Linked DNA regions of Homo sapiens: region 1 is linked to region 2. A link is an interaction called in ENCODE POLR2A ChIA-PET data of the cell type or tissue named here. Cell type or tissue: PC-9. All regions are shown on one strand. Links, peaks and the distances in the headings refer to the core of each region. The heading gives the core; the rest is flanking DNA.

The links. Peaks named below come from ENCODE experiments on the same cell type or tissue, not always from the same donor. Only the 100,000 strongest peaks of a DNase experiment are listed, where the experiment ranks them.
Region 1: POLR2A ChIA-PET joins it to region 2 with 12 read pairs; 2 of 35 experiments call an interaction of 5 or more read pairs at or near these places.

Annotation. Positions count from the first base shown.
Region 1 is chr3:38,350,374-38,358,709 of GRCh38, reverse strand. All of the region lies in intron 2 of XYLB (xylulokinase), which reads right to left. Among named protein-coding and RNA genes, the nearest start is that of XYLB, 7.8 kb to the right of the region's middle. In PC-9, for the core only: no CTCF peak of the experiment used is centred there; no DNase peak of the experiment used is centred there.
Region 2 is chr3:37,932,713-37,941,048 of GRCh38, reverse strand. The region is part of intron 1 of CTDSPL (CTD small phosphatase like); the gene reads right to left. Among named protein-coding and RNA genes, the nearest start is that of MIR26A1, 33 kb to the left of the region's middle. RefSeq lists a cis regulatory region at 5,663-5,676 and an enhancer at 5,598-5,742. In PC-9, for the core only: no CTCF peak of the experiment used is centred there; a DNase peak (open chromatin) is centred at 4,568; H3K27ac peaks cover 4,197 bases.

The DNA.
Region 1 (8,336 bases), core at 274-8,273, 420 kb before region 2:
ACAAAACAGATAAAAACTGTAACCAGACATTCTGCCATGTATTTAACAACTTAAAACTGGCATTTCGGCTGGGCACGGTGGCTCATACCTATAATCCCAGTGCTTTGGGAGGCCAAGGCAGGCAGATCACCTGAAGTCGGGAGTTCAAGACCAACCTGGCCAATATGGTGAAACCCCATCTCTACAAAAATACAAAAATTAGCCAGGCATGGTGGAGGGCACCTGTAATCCCAGCTACTTGGGAGACTAAGGTGGGAGAATTGTTTGAACCCAGGAGGCGGAGGATGCAATGAGCTGAGATCTTGCCACTGCACTCCAGCCTGGGTGCAACAGAGCAAGGCTCTGTCTCAAACACACACACACACACACACACACACACACACACACACACACACACACAAAACAAAACTGGCATTTCCAGCTAAGAAGGAAGACCAGAGCCACCCCATGCCCCAAAAGCACCAGGCCCAAATGGTTTGACAGAAAAATTATACCAAACTTTTAAATAGCAAATATTTCTAATACTATTTAAATTGTTCTAGAGCACCTGAAAAGAAGGAAAATTTTTCCAATTATTTTAGTGAAGTAAATATAAAATTGATACCAAAACCTAACCAATACTGCACCAAAGCACAAATAGCAAAAGGAAAAAAGTAGGAAGATTAGACTTTATCAAAATTAAAAACATTGCTTCAAAGGATCATCAAGAAAGTGAAAAGACAACCCACAGAATGGGACAAAAATTTTGAGATCACATATCTAACAAGGGACTTGTTTCCAGAATATACATTAAAAAAAACTTTTACAACTCAATAATAAAAGAGAAATAACACAGTTTTTTTTTAAAAAAGGGCAAAAGATCTTAATAGACATTTCTCTAAAGAAGATACACAAATGGCAAAGATACTCAACATCATTATTATCATTAGATAAATGCAAATCAAAAGCACAGTGAGATTGCATTTCACATCCACTAGGATGGCTGCCGTCTGTAATTAAAAAGACAGTCAATAATAAATGTTAAGCAAGGATGCGGTGGCTCACGCCTGTAATCCCAGCACTTTGGGAGGCCGAGGCGGGCGGATCACAAGGTCAGGAGATCGAGACCATCCTGGCTAACACGGTGAAACCCCATCTCTACTAAAAATACAAAAAATTAGCCAGGCGTGGTGGCGGGTGCCTGTAGTTCCAGCTACTAGGGAGGCTGAGACAGGAGAATGGCATGAACCCAGGAGGTGGAGCTTGCAGTGAGCCGAGATCACGCCACTGCACTCCAGCCTGGGTGACAGAGCAAGACTCCATCTCAAAAAAAAAAAAGGATGTAGAGAAACTAGAGGCACCATCTACCACTGGTGGGAATGGAAAATAGTACAGCCACTTTGGAAAACAGTTTGGCAATTCTTCAAAATGTTGAACACAGAGTTACCATGTGACCCCGCAATTCCAATTTTAGGTAATATACCCAATAGAAATGAAAATATATGTCCACACAAAAACGTATACATTGTATTAGTTTGCTCAGGTTGCTATAACAAAATACCATAAACTAGATGGTTTAAACAACAGGCATTTATTTTCTCACAGTTCTGGAGGCTAGAAGTCCACAATTAAGGTGCCAGCAAATTCAGTTTCTGGTTAGGGCTCTCTTTCCAGCTTGCAGACAGCCGCCTTCTCACAAGGCCTTTCCTCTGTGCATCTGCGCATGAAGTGGGATAGCACTGGTGTCTCTCCTTCTTATAAGGAAACAGGTCCTATCAAATTAGAGCCCCACCCTTACAACCTCATTTAACCTTAATTATCTACCTAAAGGCCTCACCTCCAAATATACTGTCATGATGAGGGTAGGCTTCCAACATATGAATTCTGGGGGGCCACAATTCAATCCATAACATATGTGGATGTTCATAGCAGAATAACTCACAATAGCAAAAAAGCAGAACAACTCAAATGTCTAAAAGTTGAATGGAAAAACAAACTCTGATATATCAATGCAATGGAATATTACTGAACCACAAAAAGGAATGAAGTACTGACACACGCTATGACATGGATGAACTTTGAAAACATTATGCCAGGTATCTGGTTCAAGTTGGTATTTGAAATAAACAAAAAGCTATGAAAATTTTTTAAAAAGAAAGCATTATGCTAAGTAAAAGAAGGCTGTCACATATTATATATATTCATGTCTACGAAATGTCCAGAATCAGCAAATCCAGAGATAGAGAGTTGATTGTGGTTGCCACTACTGGCAGGAGGGGGACTATACAGTGGATGCTAATTAATACAGGGTTTCCTTTCCAGGTGGTGAAAATGTTCTAAGATTACATAGTGGTGATAGTGATATTGTTCTTTGAATATACTAAAACCATCAAATTGTACATTTTAAAAGGTGAATTTTATGGTATGTGAATTACATTTCAATAGAAACAGTATTTTCTCTTTCTTTTTTTTTTTTTTTTGAGACAGAGTCTTGCTCTGTCACCCAGGCTGGAGTGCAGTGGCATTATCTCGGCTCACTACAAACTCTGCCTCCCAGGTTCACGCCATTCTCCTGCCTCAGCCTCCCGAGTAGCTGGGACTACAGGCGCCCGGCACCAAGCCTGGCTAAATTTTTGTATTTTTAGTAGAGACGGGGTTTCACTGCATTAGCCAGGATGGTCTCGATCTCCTGACCTCGTGATGTGCCCGCCTCTGTAATCCCAAAGTGCTGGGATTACAGGCGTGAGCGACCACACCTGGCCCCAGTATTTTCTTTAAAAAAAGGATATGAGGGAAAAAATTATATTAGTTAAGGAAAAACACATTTCTATGGCTTGATACAGCTGAAGTTTCTTTCTCCTCATGTAAAGCACAATCAGTAGGTGGTTAGGAACATGAGTGGGGAGTGGGGAGTTCTGCTCCATGCAGTCATTCAGGAACCAGGTTGATGGTGGCTCTGTCATGTTCCACATGTGCTTCCAAGGTTGCTCTGGACACCCACATCAGCCAAAAATGGGAGAAAAGTCAGAGAAGGAGGTTTTGATGGACTAGGTCTTTTAGAGGCCTGATCACATTTTCTTATATTCCACTGGCTAGAACTCAGTCACATGGCTGAACATAACTACAAGGAAGGCAGGAGAGTGCCTAGGAAGAAAGGGAAATGAGTTTGGAAGACAGCTGATAAGTTTCTGCTAGAAACCTCCCTTCCCCACTTACAGTAGTAAAAGGATAAAAAAGTTAGAAATAAACTTAAAAATAATTATCTACATTGGGTAATTTCTGCATTGTCACAAACCACTTCAAAACTTAGTGGCTCAAAACCATTAAGCTCACAATTCTACTTGCTATCATTGGATGGGGCTCAGCTGGGCTCACTCATACATCTGCAGTCAGTTAACGGTAGCTAGAAGGCTCTGCTTCATAGGTAGCTAACAGTAGCTAGGGGCTGGCTGGCTCTTAGGGGAAGAAGTTGGGGCAACTAGGCCACATATGTCCAACTCTCCAGCAGTATAGCCTGAGCTTGTTCATTTGGTGGCTAGGCAGAGTTCCAAGAATGACAGCAGAAGCACATAAGGCTGCTTGAGGCTTAGGCTTAGAACTGGCACAATGCCACTTCCCCTGTTCTACTGGATAAAGCAAATCAACAGGTAGGGAAACGACTCCTTGATGGGAGGAATTACAGTCACATTGCAAAGGGTGTGGGTACAGGGATGGGTGGAGTATTGTGGTCATTTGTGCAATCTACCAAAGTGAGCAAAAGCTGTATGTTAAACATATTAAAACACATGTGAAGTATTCAAAAGAAGACTTGAACAAATGGAAAGTCATAACGTGTGCTTAGACAGGAAGACTTAATCTCATAAAGTTGTCAATTCTGCCAAGTTAATTTATAAAGATAATATGATCTCAATAAAAATATTAACAACAGGCTGGGTGTGGTGGCTCACGCCTGTAATCCCAGCACCCTGGGAGGCCGAGGTGGGTGGATCACCTGAGGTCAGGAGTTCCAGACCAGCCTGACCAATTATGGTGAAACCCTGTCTCCACTAAAAACTCAAAAATTAGCCAAGTGTAGTGGTATGTGCCTGTAGTCCCAGCTACTTGGGAGGCTGAGACAGGAGAATTGCTTGAACCCAGGAGGTGGAGGTTGCAGTGAGCAGAGAACACACCACTGCACTTCAACCTGGGCTCCAGAGCTAGACTCCATGTCCAAAAAAAAAAAAAAATTAACAATTTGGCTTTCTGGAACCTGAAAAGCTGATTCTGAAGTACATATTGAAAAAGAACAAGAATAGCCATGGAAACTCTGGAAAAAAAAACAAACAGAGGGGACCAACAATTCTAGATATTAAAACATATTACAGGCCGGGTGCAATGGCTCACACCTGTAATCCCAGCACTTCAGGAGGCCAAGGCAGGCGGATCACCTGAGGTCAGGAGTTAGAGACCAACCTGGCCAACATGGCAAAAACCCATCTCTACTAAAAATACAAAAATTAGCCAGTGGCGGGCGCCTGTAATCCCAATTACTCAGGAGGCTGAGGCAGAAGAATCACTTGAACCCAGGAGGCAGAGGTTGCAGTGAGCCGAGATCATGCCACTGCACTCCAGCCTGGGCGACAGAGCGAGACTCCAACTCAAAAGTAAATAAACAAACAAACAAACATATTACAGAGCTGGGATAATTGAAACAATGTGTTACTGGCTTATGAACAGATCTACCAAACCATGGAACAAAAACAAAAGCCCAAAAATGGACCTAAGTGAACACAGAAAGTAGCACATGATAAGCCTCACATCTCAAATCATGGAGGTAAAGATGGACTTCTTTTTTTTTTTTTTTTTATATGGAGTCTCACTTTGTCACCCAGGCTGGAATGCAGTGGCACAATCTCAGCTCACTGCAACCTCTGCCTCCCAGGTTCAGGTGATTCTCCTGCCTCAGCCTCCCAAGTAGCTGAGACTACAGGCACCCACCACCATGCTCAGCTAATTTTTGTATTTTCAGTACAGACAGGGTTTCACCATGTTAGCCAGGCTGGTCTTGAACTCCTGACCTCAGGTAATCCGCCCACCTCAGCCTCTTAAAGGTAAAGATGGGCTTCTAAAAACCCGGTTGAGGCTGGGTGTGGTGGTTCACGCCTGTAATCTCAGCACTTTAGGAGGCAGAGGTGGGTGGACTGCTTGAGCCCAGGAGTTCGAGACCAGCCTGGGCAACAGAGTGAGACCCCATCTCTACAAAAAAAATACAAAAAAATTAGCTGGTCATGGTAGGGGCGCACCTGTGGTTCCAGCTACTTGGGAGGCTAAGGAGGGAGGATTGCTTGAGCCCGGGAGGCATAGATAGCAGTGAGCTGAATCACACCACTGCACTCCAGCTTGGGTGACAGCCAGCTCCTGTCTCAAATAAAAAAAATAAATTAAATAAAAACATGGTTGGTGTTACAACAACTGAAGAATCATCTGGGAAAAATTAAAGTTGGATACAAATGTCATACTACGTACCTGGATAAACTCCAAATATTTTTATGTAAGAAAGCTGAAATCTTACAAGAACTAGATAAAAACATAGGTGAGTTCCTTCATAATTTTGGAGTGAGGAAGGCCTTTTGAACTATGACTCAAAATCTAGAAGCAATAAAAGAGACTGGGAAATTCAATGACATAAATATCTGTGCGTGGCAATAATAGCGACAACTTGGCCAGGTGTGGTGGCTCACGCCTGTAATCTCAGCACTTTGGGAGGCTGAGGCAGGCAGATCACGAGGTTGGGAGATCGAGACCATCCTGGCTAACATGGTGAAACCCCATATAACAGTGAAAAGTCTTAATCCCACCTGTGAGCTCATCTCTCCTCTCCGTCCCTTCTCTACAGATGACTTTAATTTGTTGTGTATCCTTCTAGTTTTTTTTTTTACTTTTTAGACAAGGTATGGCTCTGTCCCTCAAACTGGAGTACAGTGGTATGATCTTGGCTCATTGTATCCTCCACCTTCTGGACTCAAGTGATCCTCCCACCTCAGCCTCCTGTGTAGCTGGGACTAGAGGTGCACGCCACCACACATGACTAATTTTTGCACTTTTGTGGTAGAGACAGGGTATCACCATATTGCCTAGGCTGGTCTTGAACTCCTGGACTCAAGCAATCCACCCGCTTCAGCCTCCCAAAGTGCTAGGATTACAGGCTTGAGCCACTGTGCCAGGCTCCTTCCAGTGTTTTTACATGGAAATATAGGAAGGTATGAATATTCTGATTTTCCTCCTTTCATACAAGAGAAAGCATACTATACTCACTGATCTGTACTTTGCTTTACTCACTTCACAGTAACGTGGCTGTGTTTACATGTCAATACATAAAAACTTCTGTGTTCTTTTTTATAGATGTGTAGTATTCCATTGTGTAGATGTACCATTTCCTAATGGAGGACAACCCGGGAGGCGGAACTTGCAGTGAGCCGAGATCGTGCCACTGCACTCCAGCCTGCGCGACAGAGCCAGACTCTGTCTCAAAAAAAGAAAGAAAAAAAGAAAAAAAAAGACTTTTCACTGTATACTTTTCATTGAGTTACATATTAAGTGCAATGTAATGCCTGTTAACAATATAAAATTTTTTTTCTTAAAATCACCACTTTGGAAGAGAATTCCTTAAGAAGTTAAACATATACCTGCCGTATAACTCAGCCACTGTACTCCTGGTATGTCATTTCCAAGAAAAATGAAATCATATGTCCACGAAAAGACTTGTATGTGACTCTCATAGCCCTTTGCTTATAACAACAGAAAAGAGAAACAACCCCAATATCCCTCATCAGGTGAAACCAATTGTAGTCCATCCATACAACATCATACAATGAAATACTACTCGGCAATAATAGGAACCAACTATTGCCACATGTAGCAACATGGATGAATCTCAAAACTGTGATGTAAAATTTTAAAGGTTTTAAAAAAGCATACATAATTATGATTCCATCTATACAAAATTCTAGAAAATACAAACTAGTGATAGAAAACACATCAGCGGTTGCCAGTGGGTAGGGGTATGGGGAAGGAGGCATCGCTTGCAAAGAGGCAGGAGGAAATTTTTAGGACATGGAAATACTCATTGTCTTATTTTGGTGATAGTTTCATGAAAGAATACAGATATTAAAGCTTTTAACTGTATACTCCAAATATGCACAGTATTGTACATCAGTTATACCTTAATAAAGTTGTAAAAAGAAAACCCACAATGCAATTGAGGTGATGGGGAAGGAATGAACTAAATCTATAGGCATCTGGTTTAAAATATCTTGAAAATATAATGGAAAAAAGCAATACCATATTTTGGTTATGGACACCTTTTTTTAAATGTCCAGTGGAGAGGACTGACTTATTAAGTGGAAGAGAGAGTGAGGGAGAGGAAATTTTAAAATTTTGAAAGACTAGAAGTCATATAGGGTATGTTCTCAGACCACAATGAAATTAAACTAGAAATCAATAACAGAAAACTGGAAAATCTGGAGATTAAACAACACACTTCCAGACTTCCTTTTTTTTTTTTTTTTTTTTTTTTTTTTGAGACAGGCTCTCCCTCTGTTGTCCAGGCTGGAGTGCAGTGGCGCGATCTTGGCTCACCGAAACCTCCCTCTCCACAGTTCAAGCAATTCTCCTGCCTCAGCCTCCCAGCTAGCTAGGATTACAGGCGTGCAGCATACACGGTGCCTGTCACCATGCCTGCCACCACGTCCAGCTAATTTTTTTGTATTTTTAGTAGAAACAGGGTTTCACCATGTTGGCCAGGCTGGTCTCAAACTCCGGACCTTAAGTGTTCTGCCTGCTTCAGCCTCCCAAAGTGCTGGGATTACAGGTGTGAGCCACTGTACCCAGCCTAAAAACATTCTTCTAAATAACCCATGAGTCAAAGAAGTCTCAAGAGAACTAAAAAATATTTTGAACGAAAAAAAATGAAACTATAACTTATCAAAATGTATGGGATGCTGCTAAGGCATCCCATAAAAAGCATTTGTGTTTACAGAGAAATTTATAGCATTAAATGCATATATTAGAAAAGAAGGTCTTAAATCAATCCTCTAAGTTTCCACTTGAGGAAACTAGGGAAAAAAGAGCAATTTAAACCTAAAGCAAGCAGAAGAAACTAAGTAATAAAAATTAGAGCACAACTTGAAGAAAACAACAGGGGAAAATCAACAAAACCAAAAGTTGAACTTTGAAAAGATCAATACAATTGATAAACCTCTAGCCAGGATAACCAAAGAAAAAAAGAGAGAAGACAAATTACCAATATCAGAAATGACCAACAGCAAGAGATCATCATTACTGGTCCCACAGATGTCATAAGGAGGATAAAGGAATAT
Region 2 (8,336 bases), core at 221-8,220:
GCCCCTCCCATGGGCTGGGGACCTCCTATCTGCCAGCAATAGGCTTACAGAGGGTCTATGAATGGGGCAGCTTAAAGTACACATATAGACAACTGCCTTCCTCTCTAAAGACAAGACAGGAAGCCTTCCAAATGCTTCCCTGGTCTTCTAGGCAGAGTGCTGGCCCAGCAGCAAGAACCCGTATCTTCAAAGCACCAGTTACAGATGGGGAGTGTAGTGGACATCTGACATTTTTTGCCTGCCAGAATCCATTACCCTTCTTTCTGGTAAAAGTTCCTCTATTTTCCTCTGGGGAACCACTCTCACCCTACCAATGTTCTGTCCTTTATCAAGGGCTGGCCAATCTGAGCCACATGACTGGCTTAGGGATGGGCACGTGACCCACCCTGGACCAAAGACTCTGCAAGGATTCATGCAAGCCCTATTGGAAGGGATATTTGCCTTTTGCTGGGTTTCTTAACATGGCAGGATGTAAGCCTGGAGCAATTGGTAGTCATCTTTGCACCTCGTAAGAAATACCTACCTGAGCATGAAGCCAAAACTGAGAAAAAAGGAGCTGGGTTACAAAGAAGGACAGATTTCTGACGACACTGTCTGAGGACTTGGTTTTATTAAAACCAGACCCTTCTGGAATTTTCAGTTATGTAAGTAAACAAATTCTCTTTTGCTCCTAAGCCAATATAATTGGGTTTATGTGATTTGAAATGGAAAGGATTGTCTCTCAAAATGTAAGCTCTGATGCTAGGTGGTACAGAAGCATTGACCAACAACATAGGCAGGGGTCAGACCTCATGAAGCCCACATCTAGCAGGAGAGACATTTGAATATGTACTTCTGGTATACAATGAGTCTTGTTAGGATGGGAAAGTGCAGAGCACTCTTGGTGCCCAAAGAAGAGCACATAGCCCAGACTGGGGACTATGAGTAGCGAGGGGTATAGAAATAGCTTTTTTTTTTGAGACGGAGTCTTGCTCTGTCACCCAGGCTAGAGTACAGTGGTGCGATCTCGGCACACTGCAACCTCTGCCTCCCGGGTTCAAGTGATTCTCCTGCCTCACCCTCCTGAGTAGCTGGGACTACAGGCGCCTGCCACCAAGCCCGGCTAATTTTTGTATTTTTAGTAGAGACGGGGTTTCACCATATTGGCCAGGCTGGTCTTGAACTCCTGACCTTGTGATCCATCTGCCTTGGCCTTCCAAAGTGCGGGGATTATAGGCGTGAACCACCGTGCCCAGCCCAGAAATGCCTTCTTGAAAGAAGCTGGGCTGAAAGTTTCATTAATTTTTTTGTGGTGGGAGGAGCAGGTGAAACAGCAATGTGTAAAAGGCCTGGTGTGAGAGAAAGCACAAAACATTTAAGAAATCAAAGGAGTAGCAAGGAGTATGAGATAGGAGTAATGACAGCAAGGGCCTTGCAAGCCATGGAGATGAGTTTGGATTTGATGTTATGGAAAAGGGGAGTGACGGGATCAGATTTGTACCATGAATGTCACTGTCTTAGCTCTGTAATTAAAACTACTGAGTTTAAACTTTAAATTATGACCAATGCAGCCAAGATCCAGGATATCTGCAAATTACACAGGTTGCCATTTAAGAGCCTAGAGTGAAATTTTTTATTCAGAAATTGACTTTAAATATAAGTTACATGGAAAGAACACAGGCTTTGGAATTACATTTAGGTTCAAGTCCCAGCCCTGCCACTTGTTAGCCCGTGTGACCTCACCTACCTCCGTAGCAACAATAATACAGGAATGATAATCCCTACCCCACAGGACTATTGTATGGGCACAGTGAAAACATGTATGTTTGTGTAAGAGAGAAAATCTACCAGCAGCTTCAAACATAACAAAAAATTGTGACTGGTTTAGGTACAGTGCAGGGTCTCACTGTGAACATGGAGAATTTAGCTTGTATCCAGACAACGGTCCTCACAAAAACAGCCTGGCTTTATGAAAAAACATGTAGGCAGATCCATTTTGTTTTTGGTTATGTGAAGTCTAAACTTAGAACATTAAGTAGCTCTTTAAAACTTTACCTCCTATCCAGTAAAGTTTTCTCTGTATAATAATAACAGTAATGATGATAGAAACTAAACAAACAAAAAAGCAGCTCCACATGTGGGGCTTAAAACAAACCTTAGGACTCAGGTCTTTTCTATGAAATCTCATATTAAATATGGTTAGAAAGAAAGTGTTGTAATTAAAAACATGAAATGGTGGCATGCATCTGTAGTCCCAGCTACTCGGGAGGCTGAGGGAGGAGAATCGTTTGAACCCAGGAGGCGGAGGTTGCAGTGAGCCGAGATCACGCCACTGCACTCCAGCCTGGGCAACAGAGCAAGACTCCATTTCAAAAAAAACAAAAAAAAAACCCACAAAAAAACAAAAAACATGAAATGTTCAGGGCAAAGTCCACTGAAGCTGACAGTGGGGCTTGGTCCTTCAGTGGCCCAAGAAGACTGGTCTAAAGAGCTACCCAACAGATGTTTATGTTTATGCCAACAGATGGAGGCACAACTGGGTCCACATCCAGCTCATATCATAGGCTGAGGGTGCATTTCTCTTGTACTTCCTGACCTAACTGGTTCCCTTCAGTATCCAGAAGTTGAAATGTTGACCCCAAATAGCCAGCATTTCTTAATTAGTGTGATATCTGCCCATGCCATATAACCAGTGACTTTTTATAATTCTTTCATTCTGATCTGGTTTAGATTCAAGACGGGGGAGGCTTTGGAACCATCCTTAACCCCTGGCTTCAGGACCCAAACCTCTGAGGTCTGCACCGATTCAGAGCTTCACATACTCACATTCCTGAGCATACCCACCCACACCCATACACAGCTTCCATCTCTCCTATCTGTGATCTGACCTAAAACTCCCAGCACCCCACACACCTCTACACAATCAAAGGAGTTCAGGACAAGATCAGAGTAGCTGGAATGTAGGTGGAAATGTTTGCTACTCACTATGAATCCATCCCTCAACATTCAAGTTTCTCCTCAAGTGAAGAAACTACAACTTGGTAGCTACAGAAAACAAAGGCTTGCCTTTCATTTCTATGGTGCCGAGCCAGCCTCTCACAATATAAATGTGCTGGCACAGGGGCCGGATCCCTGAAGACCCAGCATGATAAAATTTTCAGAAGAAAACTGACTTAACACTGACAAAGATTCTTTGCTTGACCAAACTTCAGTCAGACTCCTAAACTCCTAGGTCCACCTGCATACTTCCTTGTAAAATCCAAATTTAGCAACATCCCTGCTAAATCAGTTTAGCAAGAATCCTCCATCCTCCATATCTGACTGCTCTTGATACATAATTGGTTTCCTCACCCTCCACCATCTCCCAGGTGATGACTGATCTACCCTGGCTTGTCTTCATCAAGAATCCTGTTAGTTCAGTGCCTCATTCCATTTAGCACTGGTGTAACAGAATACTTGAAACTGGGTAATTTATAAAGAAAAGAAGTTTATTTGGCTCACAATTCTGGAGGTTGAAAAGTCCAAGACTGGGTAGCCCAGCTGGCGAGGGTCTCGCGCTGCTTCAACTTATGGTGGAAAGCACAAAGTGGAGGGGGTATGCATAGAAGGAGGGAGGGCAAACGTGAGGAGGAGCCTTTCTTTATAACAACCTACTCTCAAGGTAACTAATCCAGTCCCATAAGAGCAAGAACTCACTCAGGCCAGATGGTATTTACTTACTCATGAGGGATCTGTCCCTGGGACTCAGACAGCTCCCATTAGGTTCCACCTCCCAACACCACTACAATGGCAACGGCACCCCAATATGAGCTTTGGTGGGGACAAACCACGTCTAAACCATAGCAGTCAGATAAGCCACAAGCCCCCCTACCTCTGATGTTTCTTCTTAGCAGTTTTCTATCCACTGACTCCCATCCTACTCCTTGGCTGTGAGTACTCACTTGTCCATGCTGTATTCAGAATTGAGCCTGGTTTTGGACTGATGTCTCTTTCCTTCTACTGCAACAGTTTTCAATAAAATCTGCTTTTGCTGCTTTAACTACTGCCCAGGTCTGGTTTTCTCTGACAACACACCAAATGTACTGCTAATGATTCAAAGCACCAAAAGCCTGCCCTCAAACTAGCTTCTTTCTCATCACAAGAGCAGAACTAAGAAGGTAATCCATCGCAGATTTACATTGTTCAAGTATTTATAGCAGAACATTAAACATATGCTCTGTACCAAGCATCAGTGGGGACATCAATGCTGTTAATGCTACAAAACTGAACACTGAAATTGCCCAAGTGAAGGCTATTTCTTCACATGTGGGAAGGTCAGAGCCATTACAACCTTAAAGAAATCATAGAGTTGAATTCACAACTACATTATTACGGAATAAGCTAAACACCTTTTTTTTTTTTTTTTTTTTTTTTAACTGGGGAGAGGAGGAACTCTTTCTGAAGGCCAGGGACATTTAAATGAATGCGCCATTTCTTCTCTTTGAGAATTGGGCCGTAATCTCTGGAATGCATCCCAGGGCCGTGGTTTGGAATGGGTGTCTAACAGGAAATTCTGGGCAGTCTATGCATACATTACATTCCTTTCCCACCCTGAAAGAGTGGTCAACAAACACAACTGTCCTCTGTTTGAATAAAAGGGGGAGTGTTGGGAGTGGTAAGAGGCCAGGGCACAAACCGCACAGAGTTCAAAAGCAGATGTGGCTGCTGAGAATCCAAACATCCTTTTCTTCTAGAAAAGAGACTCAGTCACTAAGAGTCACCTTTTGAGATACCCAGTCAGTCCTTCTCCTATTTCCATGAGATAAATGTCCCCAGGGAATTCCTACCGGACACTCTATAAAAGAAACGTACCTTTGAAAGCTCATTTTCCCACTGCAGTACTGGCAGTAGTCCCTCCAGCAGTGACAAACCAAGGGAAGGAGCAAGGCTGATGGCTTAACAATGGTCAGGAGGGATTCTGCTCTCATCTTCCACAAAGGCAGATGTGTTTCCCCATCCACTGTGGGTTCATAACAACCCACATTTGTTGAGTGCCTTATTTGTGTGTGCAAAGCCCCTGACATAAATCGTTTCTGGTCTTCACAGTATGCAATACTGACATGACCAACCCATTTTCCGATGAGAAAACAGAGACTCAAAGTACCTATTCTCAACTATGCATCGGGATTGCTGGGGTTCAAAGCCAGAACAACCTGACTCCAGGGCTCCCAGCTTTCCCACTTGCCCCTCCCTACCTTTCCCTGGGACTCTTGTAGGTTTTGATCTAATTTCCATAGAGAAACTCTGAATCTGAGGCCCAATGCTGCCTGCCTTCACTCCAAATGCCACGTTTGAAAACTACTCCAGAACAAACCCATAATACTCCTGGTAGCCTTATTAGATGATGCCAGACAAGGTCCCACCACACCTTAAATGTACCCAGGCCACCAACCTCTCACTAATTCTGCTTCTCAGAAGAGCTCCTCTGCTGGAAATGCCCTTCCTTGCCTCAGCACTTCCCTAAACCCCTGTGACCAAGGTCACATAGCTTCTAAGTAGCAGGGCTGGACATAAACCAGATTTGTATGAGTCTAGAATCTGAGCCCTTAGCCATCACTGCACAGAGTCTGTTTATAACATTTAGAGCCAAAATAAGTAACAGAACAAAGGATGTGAACAGATAATGCACTTAAGAGGAAGTAAAGGTTAAAATTTAACAATAATCAAATAAAAGAAGTTTAAACAACAAGGCCCCGTTTTTTTTTTAACCTATTAAATGAATAGAAATGATAAAAACATATAGACGATGGTGGTGAGATTTTCATGGCACAGGCCCATTCACTCACATGTTGCTGGTTGCTCTGTAAACTGGGACAATTCACTTGAAAAGCAGTTGAGTAACGTGCCAAAGACTATGAAGTATTCATGCAAACAATATGAATGTCCAACAGAGTAGGAATAGTTAATAAAATCAGCACATAGCAACTGGAGGGAACACTGTGTAGCCACAAGAGATGATCATTATGAAGACATGCGGGGAAGTGTCTGTGGTCAGTATGAGATGAAGCATCTCAGGCACATGCACACATACCCTATGTCTGTAAGTCGGTAATGAATGTCTGTACAAGCTCTGGAGGGTAGGCTCCAGGGGTACAGGGACCTTACCTATCTTGTTCATATCTGAGTCCCCTAGGACCTAGAAACACGTTGGTATAAAATAGGCCTCTAATAATAGATGTTTACTGAGTGAATGACTATATGGACGGAAACACAGAACAATGAGAATGACTGATATATTCAAAAGGAATAGCTCCTGTTATCCTTCCAGAGATAGCTCAAAGAGCGCCACTTTCCCAGGAATCCCTCTTGTCTACTGCAAGCCTCCCTCCTCCAAGTAGTTTTAACCTACGCCATCCACATATGGCCAACCCCCTATTTGGGGAACCCAATTCACAGCTCCCTGCTACTTTTAGCAAAGATGGTAACTCTTGCTTCCCATAAAATAATTAGTGTAAGTTTTCAGAAGGAGAGATTATGTAAAATATACCAACATGTTGAGTGTGGCTATTTCTGGATCACGGGGCTAAGGTGATTATACTTTTCTATTATTTCTAAATTCGTACAATCTATATCATGTTTATTATGGGAAAAATCTAGTAAGAATTCAAAAGTGTTTGTTTCTACTTAATAAAATGTAAACATTTTCACATATCATGAGATATCATTGTACCATCTTTTCTTTCTTTCTTTCTTTTTTTTTTTTAAGAGAGAGGGTCTCGCTCTGTTGCCCAGGCTGGAGTGTGTGGTGCAATCATGGCTCACTGTAGTCTTGACTTCCTGGGCTCAAGCCATCTTCTCACCTCAGCCTCCTGAATAGCTGGGACTACAGGCATATGACACTGTTCCTGGCTAATATTTTGAATTTTTTTTTTGTAGAGAGAGGGTTTCCATATGTTGCCCAGACTGTTTTCTAACTCCTGGCTTCAAGAAGTACTCCCACTTTGGGTTCCCAAAATATTGGGATAACAGACCTGAGCACCACACCTAGCTACAATCTTATTCTGATTTATTCCATCATATGGACATATACTGTGCCATAATTAAACTAACTTTGGACATTTATGTTGTTTCCTTTAAAAATATACATCACAGCAAATGCTGCAATTTGTTTGCAACAGTAATACTAGGAACAATCTAGTTGTCCATCAATATGAGACTGGTCAGACAAAATAAAATATATAATACATCCAGTGTAGAATATTATACAGGTGTTAAAAAGAAGGATGCAGCTCCATATGTATTCGTAATAGTTAATAATTATGTAAAATGTGCCAAGCTCTATATACTTCATGTATCTTGACTCATTTAATACTTACAGTCATTCTATGCCTATGAGGTAGGGACTATTATATCCATTTTATAGATGAAGAACTTAAGGCCCAGAGAAGTTAGAAAACTTGCCCAAGATGACTTAGCTAGTAAAGAGTGGAGTTTGTTCAAACCCAGTGGTCTGTGCTCTCAATCTCTGCACTATATTGCCTACTGAGAATGGAGCATACTCCAAGAGACAGTAAATGAGAAAAGCAAGGTGCATACAGTAGCTTGCTAGGTCCATGTAGCATGCTACCATTAACCTCTAAATACAAAATTAAATAAAATTTTAAAACACATGTATATGTACAATCTTATATGGGTAAAGAGTATCTCTGGAAATATTTATAACTAACTGGTTGTCCCCTGGGAGAGAAATCGGGAAAATAGAAGACAGAACTGGAAGGGAGAGGAGAATGATTTTTCCCTCTAATCCCTTTTGTATCTTTTGAATTTTATATCATGTATTAAAATAATAATTCTGTATCATGCATTATTTTAAACTCCAAAAATAATACTGCACTGAGCATCAGTGAACATAATCTTTTTTTTTTTTTTTTTTCTTGAGACAGAGTGTCTTGCTCTGTTACCCAGGCTGGAGTGTAGTGGAGCGGTCTTGACTCACCACAACCTCCACCTCCCAGGTTCAAGCGATTCTCCTGCCTCAGTCTCCTGAGTAGCTGGGATTACACGTGCCCACCACCATGCCTGGCTAATTTTTGTATTTTTAGTAGAGACAGGGTTTCACCATGTTGGCCAGGCTGGTCTCGAACTCCTGACCTCAACTAATCCACATGCCTCGGCCTCCCAAGATGCTGGGATTACAGGCGTGAGCCACTGCGCCCAGCCAGTGCACATAATCTTTATGTCCATGTCAGATTATCCCCTTAGAAGAAATTTCTAGACATGTAATGGCTGGGACCAAAGTCTGAAAAAATGTCAAGCCTCTTGATACCTATGGACAATCTGCCACCTAGGAAGGCAGTGCTAGTGTACACTCCCACCCA